2 separate regions of the Mus musculus genome follow, and region 1 is linked to region 2. Evidence: chromatin loops called from intact Hi-C (ENCODE). Cell type or tissue: heart. All regions are shown on one strand. Each heading gives the region's core, and the rest is flanking DNA. Links, peaks and the distances in the headings are about the cores only.

Evidence for each region. A loop is a pair of places that touch in the nucleus more often than their neighbours do. Peaks named below come from ENCODE experiments on the same cell type or tissue, not always from the same donor. Only the 100,000 strongest peaks of a DNase experiment are listed, where the experiment ranks them.
Region 1: a loop joins it to region 2, with 2.3 times the contacts of the local background. A loop is called at or near these places in 17 of 42 quality-filtered maps.

What each region holds. Positions count from the first base shown.
Region 1 is chr8:106,148,351-106,151,932 of GRCm38, forward strand. Pla2g15 (phospholipase A2, group XV) reads left to right here and starts at 2,004. Exons shown (of 6, transcript NM_133792.3): 1 at 2,004-2,263. The coding sequence starts at 2,137. In heart, for the core only: no CTCF peak of the experiment used is centred there; DNase peaks (open chromatin) are centred at 841 and 1,991; H3K4me3 peaks cover 1,482 bases; H3K27ac peaks cover 1,202 bases.
Region 2 is chr8:106,209,254-106,212,835 of GRCm38, forward strand. Slc7a6os (solute carrier family 7, member 6 opposite strand) reads right to left here and starts at 1,680. Exons shown (of 5, transcript NM_001007567.2): 1 at 1,466-1,680; 2 at 1,112-1,378. The coding sequence starts at 1,660. Prmt7 (protein arginine N-methyltransferase 7) reads left to right here and starts at 1,801. Exons shown (of 18, transcript NM_145404.1): 1 at 1,801-1,829; 2 at 3,123-3,318. The coding sequence starts at 3,224. In heart, for the core only: a CTCF peak has its summit at 1,675; a DNase peak (open chromatin) is centred at 1,688; H3K4me3 peaks cover 2,453 bases; H3K27ac peaks cover 1,972 bases.

The DNA.
Region 1 (3,582 bases), core at 434-2,933, 61 kb before region 2:
CCACTCTTCTGAAGTCTGTGGTCTTCTGGGACTGTGGTCATCTGAGGATGATAGTTTAGCCAAGATGTTCATACTGGCCAATGCCCAAGGTTGTCCAAGCCTTCTAGCACCTCCCCACCCCCTCTTGGCTCTGGACTTCTGACTGTTCCTAGTCTTGGCAGAGTGTCTCGATGACTCTGTACTGGCCTTCACCAGACCAGTCTGTAGCAACCTCTTACAGATGCAAGAGATTAAAGTAGGAGGCAGTGGGGCCTAATGTATTGGTTAGTGGGCTTTAAAATGCCCTGTTCTCTGGGGCTAGAGAGATGGCTCTGTAGTTATGAGCACTTGTTGCTCTTCCAGAGGCCTACAGTTTGATTCCCAGTACCTATATGGTGCCTCACAACTGTCTGTAACTCTATTACATTAGACTGAAGTCCTCTTTCTGACTTCTGCAGGCACCAGGCATGTATGTGATACACATACATGTAGGCAGAAATACTCATACATCTAAATAAAACAAATAGATCGTTTAAAAACAAAACAAAACAAAACTTTCTAAGCTGTGAGGTGATGGCACACACCTTTAATGCCAGCTCTAGGGAGGCAGAGGCAGGGGGATCTCTGTAAGGTTGGGGCCCAGCTTGGTGAGTACCAGGATACCCAGAACGGCCGAGAGAAATCCTCCTGTCTCAAAAAACCAAAATACAATTTAATAAATAAATAACTTCCTATTTTGCTATAAAAACTAGAATTGTTGGCATTAACGTGGGGTCAGCTGTTTACCAAGAAGAGGGAAGGAAGAGGTGGGGGGTGGAGCAGAAGTCTTGGGACCAAGCAGTGTCCCAGAAGCACAGTTGGCCTTCAGAAGGAAGTATGTAGAGGGTTATTTCTCAGAAGCACTGGTCAGTTCACCCCCAGAGTGTTGGCATATTACTGGGTGTTGAGCCTTTTGCCTACTACCGTCTGGGCCCCAGCTCCTCGCTCCAGTCAGTCTTATGCCCTTCCTGAGTCCTCAGGCTTGCGCGGACAGGGGCTAAAGTGCCAACATGAGCTCTCGAGCCCTGTTCTTTGCAGGGGAATCCTACAGAGAAATGGTTCAGACTTTCAGATCCAAACCACTCCCAACTCTATTCGTGTGCTGCACTTACAGAGTGACAGACCGTTTGAAACAGGCTGATCTCTGGGCCGTAGTGCCGCAAGCCTTTAATCCCAGCACTTGGGAGGCAGAGGCAGGCGGATTTCTGAGTTCAAGGCCAGCCTGGTCTACAAAGTGAGTTCCAGGACAGCCAGGACTGCACAGAGAAACCCTGTCTCGAAAAACAAAACAGAAAGAAAGAAAGAAAGAAAGAAAGAAAGAAAGAAAGAAAGAAAGGAAGGAAGGAAGGAAGGAAGGAAGGAAGGAAGAAAGAAAGAAAGAAAGAAAGAAAGAAAGAAAGAAAGAAAGAAAGAAAGAAAGAAAGAAAGAAAGAAAGAAAGAAAGAAAGAAAGAGAGAAAAAGAAAGAAAAAAGAAAAGAAAGAAAGGCTGTTTTAGCTTCTTCTCCCAGACCTGCTTCTTGGGTTCTAACATGCATTTCTACCGGCAAGGCAGACAGTAAAAGTTTTCTGGACGTGGGCGGCCAAACCTAGATGCCCCTGGGGATGCCAGTGTAAAGGCCGTATAAAGGTCCTGGACAGCTGCTGGTCACCCGAGTTCCAAAACACTAACTTCCTCTTTTTTTGTTTAGAGACCATTCACCCATAGCAAATGAAGGGCATGTTTTTGGTCCTTGTGCTGTGGGAAGGCTAGGAATTAGGAATGAGAACTACTTGAGTGGACTTTGAGAATTGTTCTGTGTTGGGTTCACGGTGAGGTGAGATGGGGCTGTGTAGGAGCAGGGCGACAGCTGGGATGATAAGCGGCTCCCATCGGTTGGTCGATCGATGCGTTCGGCGCGCAGCAAAGTCCCGGAGGTGGGCATGGGCGGGTGGTGAGCTCCGGTGGGAGGGACGCTCGTGGCGGAGAGTTGCAATTGGTAGAGCCTTAGCAAGAGGCGGGTCTTAATTGACTGGTATCTGCGAGCGGTGGGGTTAACTAGCTGAGCTGCGGCCCGGGCCTAGGCACGATCCCTAATCTCTAAAGCAGCCCCTTGGACCTGCGACCACAGTCTCACGCCATGGATCGCCATCTCTGCACCTGTCGCGAGACCCAGCTCCGGAGTGGCCTCCTGTTACCTCTGTTTCTACTAATGATGCTGGCAGACCTGACGCTCCCGGCCCAACGTCACCCCCCGGTGGTGCTGGGTGAGACTCGTGTTCAGGGTGGTGGTGGGTGGATCCTGCAGGATCCAGTGCAGCCAGGGTCTGGTGGGCCAACTGCTCTGTTGTGCATCTGCTTTAAGCACGAAACCCAGAGCATTTGGTTTCTAACCTGGGTCAGTTCGGTTAGCCCACCTCCCGCCATACCGGGCATGGGTGTGGTCTGGAGCCCTCTGAAACGTGAGAGTAAAGGGAATAGATAATGTCTGGCTTTCCACTCCACCTAACTGCAACAGCTCCAAACCTTGCCTCGCCATGCCCCCATTTCTTAGCTGGAAAGACTGAGGCAATTCAACCCTACTTCAGCGGGTTCCTAGGCAGTCTCAGAATCGGTCATTACCTCCTACCCTCTCTATTTCACAGGGAATGAGTGGTAGCAAGTTCTATCCACGCTGGCCCCCAAAAGCATTTCTCTGCTCTCAGCTTATGGAATGGATGGTATTGACTTTCGAGGAGATGGCCTAAGGGAAACAGGGTGGCTAAGGGAAGGGAGGAGAGAGGAATGGGGTTGGGACAACAGTCTTGAACTGGCGTTGAGGGAGTCCGGGAGTCTGAGAGCATGCCTCCACTCTCCGCTTCCAGACCTAATTACTCTAGGCTGTACTGAGGCCAGGTGACATTCCCTGCCCACTTGCTCTTCTGTCTTAGACTTGGCAGCGGAACAGAAATAACAATGTTTCTATGTGGTAATAGGCCAGGCTAAAATCTCTAGGAGTCTTAGATGCCCCATTCAGCCAATGGAAGTCGTTTTGAACTGGTGTTTCGCTGGCCAGGACTCCTGAGAACAGAGACATGCTGAAACGTACGCTATATATATGTTTATGTATGTATATGTGTGTGTGTGTGTATATATATATATATTTTCTTTCTGCTGGAGCATAAATTCCTGTGCTCTTTCTTCCCTTTTTTCTTTTTGTCTTGTCTTAGACAGGGTTTTTCTGTGTAACCCTGGCTGTCCTGGAACGCACTCTGTAGACCAGGCTGGCCTTGAACTCAGATACCCACCTGCCTCTCCCTCCCAAGTACTAAGATCAAGGGTGTATGCCACCATGCCTAGCTGAGAAACCCTCTCTTGAAAAGCAATGTCATTCTAGGTCAGCGAAGGGGATGGGGGATTCTGAGCCTAGGTTCCCTTTGAGATTTGTATACAGCTGGACCTGCCTCTCTCAAGCTTCCTGGATGGTAGTAATAGTGCCTCTCAGAGAGGTCATCCTGAGAGGTGAGAGAGAGAGGTGTGGGAGCGCTGGGGAAGCCTTCCTGGAATATGCAGGAAGTAAGGTGGCTTGGAAGATTGCTCCAGGCTG
Region 2 (3,582 bases), core at 480-2,979:
TAATAAAAACTTTCTGAAAAAAAAAACAAAATGGCGATAAAAGTATCTAATTCATAGTATTTGTGAAGATTAAGAAAAGGAAAATACCACATTAGGAATCTAGCTCAGAGGAAGAACACTTGCCGCAAGTTCCCTTTGTAGTGACAAGTCTGGAATTTTGGTTTCTTTAAAGAACACAGAAACAGTTTATTTTTTTTTTTGTTTTAATCCCAGGTGTGGGGATGTGGGGCTGCTTTGAGCTGTCTAAAGCAGCTGACTATGATTTGCCTCATGCCCTAGCAGAAGTGGTTTTTGTCAGCTGTAGATAGTTTCTGTGACATTTGGAATTCTGGGAACTTCTCAGAGGGTATATATAAATGCTAGAGCCCCGTCTTCAGGGAGGTTGGAGGCAAATTGTTAGTAGTCTGACCATACACTGCACCAAAACCTCCAAAATTGTGAGCTAAAACTCCTTCCATATTTACCTCATTTTTCGTAGCAATGACAGTTTAACATCATCTCTAAATACTGTATATCTTTTAAATAGCCAAATCCACTTTCAAAAGGCCTACATCAATTCTGTTTATTTATTTTGATACACGTTCTCACTGTGTAGCTCTGCCTGGCCTTGAAAGAAGAGATCTATTGATCCATGCCTCTTGAGTATTAAAGGCCTGATCAATCACACACAAAGTTTTTGTTTTTTGCTTTTTGTTTTTTTTTTTTTTGGAGACAAGGTCTCACTATGTAGTCCTTTTTGGGCTGGAACTCAGAGATCCACATGGTACTGCCTCCCAAATGCTGGGAGGGAAGGTGTGTATTACGACACAAGCAAAAGAGAAAGAAAGAAAACCAATCCTAAGGGGCGTGGGTTGCACATGCTTACTTATAATCCCAGCACTGGAGCGACGGAGGCAGAACTGCTGTGTGTCAGAGGTCTGCTTGGGCTCCATAGCCCGTACTATGTCAACCAGAGCTACACAGCAAAACTATCTCAACAGAACAAAAACAACAACAGAAATCAGGTAAAATGAGGTCAACTCTTAGAGATGGATCATCCATTCTTAAGCTTACAGTGTGTATGCTCTTCATTACTGCCTTTGGGAGCAGAGCAGACATATACAGTACTCACTTTGCGGCAGTCGGTGGCAGCAGCCTCTGGGTTTTCCTCCTCGTGGACCAGGTCCAACAACTGGAAGCCCGCATCCCCGACAGCTTCTGACCCACACTGAGGCTCCAAACTGTTCGAGGTTCCCGAGGATCGGTGGCTGGAGACCACCCTGTAGCGGCCCTCTTTACGGACCTCGCGCACCGAGGCACGAAGATCGCGGCGGATACGCAGCTGGCTGCTCCGGGACGGGCGCAAGGCAGCCCGCACAAGCTGCTGGATTGGCTCCTCCTGAGGGGCGTCGGGAAAAGAGATGACTGCGACACGGGCAGCGTTCAAAGATCGCTCCCACAAAGAGTCCATTCACCCTTCTCATACCTGGGATCGCACGGTGGCAACCAACTGGAAGACATTTCTCTCCGCCGCCGCCGCCTCCTGGCCCTCTGGCGTCTCCCGAGCCGCCGACTCGACCTCGCTGCTCCGGGGGCGTTTACAGGCCAGCACGAGCGCCTCGGCGGGCTCCGCGTTGCGCTTCCGCTTCACGCGCAACACCGCAGTCCTGCCGGCCTCCATAGCGGCGATCGCGGAGTACTGTGGGAAGGCGCGGGGCGCGACGGGATGTCCATCCAGTTCAGCGGGCGGGGCCTCACGGAACGTCACGCTACGCCTCGACGCCCCACCCACAGTGGGAGAGGCAAAATGGCCGCGGGAGTGGCGGCGAGTGGATCGCTTCCCACAGCGGGTGAGCTGTTGGGCTTGCTGGGGAGGTTGGGCCGTGGCTGGGCCTGGGTGCAGTCGGTCTTCCGGCCTCATTTTTAGGGCTCTGGCGTTGGGGATATTTGGGTTTCCGGTGTACTTATCTTCCGGGCTGCTCCAGAGTCCACGTGGAGTGGTTCAAGCACCCTGAGCAGGTCTGCCGCAGCGGTCCGCGTGGGTGACTGTCCTTTCTCAGACTGTCGCCGGGCGCAGGACTTGTGTCAGAAGCCTCGCCCCAGTCACTCACACCGGGCGGGACCTCAGTTGTATGCAGCGCCCCTAACCCAGCCGGGAACGGTTCGGTCCCGGGACCGTTCGGGCGGTTTTGCTTCGGGATGGCTTTCTCAGTTCGTATTCTGAGCAGTTTGGGAACCATTCAGTTCACGACACTCACCCGGAGAAGCGCCAGACGTTTGTGTGCCCGAGGTGGACATGCTTTTGATTAAAACACTGGAGTGGCCCTCAGTGCATTTTTAAGTGTGTTCTTAGTGAAACCCTAGCGACATCACAGATAAGCAAGTGTCCTTAATCTGTTGCGGAATAACCACTTCTGCGCTTTTACTGTATAATGTTAGCTCATTGCTCGGCTTACCCTGCCTTCTCACTTGCCTTCACTTGAAGGCTGGACCCCGATGGACTTGTGGGGCCTTTTTAATTATGTAGGAATTTCTGAAAAGTGGCGAAACTTCCAAACAGCCCTATATATTTACTGTAGGCCCCCCCTCACCCCCAAATTTTTCTTCAGACAGGAATCTCATTGTGCAGCCCTGACAGGCATGGAACTCATAGAGATGGTCCTGCCTCTGCTTTTCTAGTGCTAGAATCAAAGACATGCAACGACACGTTGTTCTGTTTTGTTCTTGTTTTATGACAAGGTCTCACAGCATTGCCCAGGATGGCATCAAACTTTAGATCCTTCTGCCTCAGTTTCCTACGTGCTGAGATTTTAGACATGAGCTACCACAACTGGCTTTTATTATAGTTTTTGATGGTATATCCTATATAAAAAATGAAAATTACTCTTGTCAGAAATATCAAAATACTGGTTAATTTTCTTTTGAGATGGGCTGTCACTATGTAGTTCTTGCTGGCCTAGAACTTACTATGAAGACCATGTTGACTTTGAACTTACACAGAGATCTGCCTGTCTCTGCCTTCCAGACCTGAGATTGAAGGTCGATGTTATCATTAATAAAGAATTGTAAGTAACTTTGACATTTTTGTCTGTTTCTTTATTTTTTTTTTCTCTTTGTTTTCTTGTCCTTTCTCTCCATCCTAGGCATTATAATTGATTAGGTTTCTGATATCAAGATATCTTCCTAAGAAGTAAATTAACAAGCCTCACGTTTCTGTGCAAACACTGAGGAGCCAGTTGGCACCATGAAGGTCTTCTGTGGCCGTGCCAATCCTACCACGGGATCCCTGGAGTGGCTGGAGGAGGATGAACACTATGATTACCACCAGGAGATTGCCAGGTACCCAGGGCTGCTGCTCAGCTGGCTGCAGGGGTGCAGGGCTCCTCCATGTCAATTTAGGTTTGAAGAAGATTGTGGAGATTGTTTTTCTGAGCAGTTGAGGTCTCTGTTAGGAGAAGAGAGCACCTGCTGAGAGCAGTGTGGGAAGTGGGTTGGAGAGAGGACAGGGAGTCCTCTGTCCTAACGTAGAAGCAAGCAGTGGAGGTGAGAGAGGCAGAGCAGCTTGGAGGAGCAGGAAGGAGTTTGGTAACCCACTGAATGCAG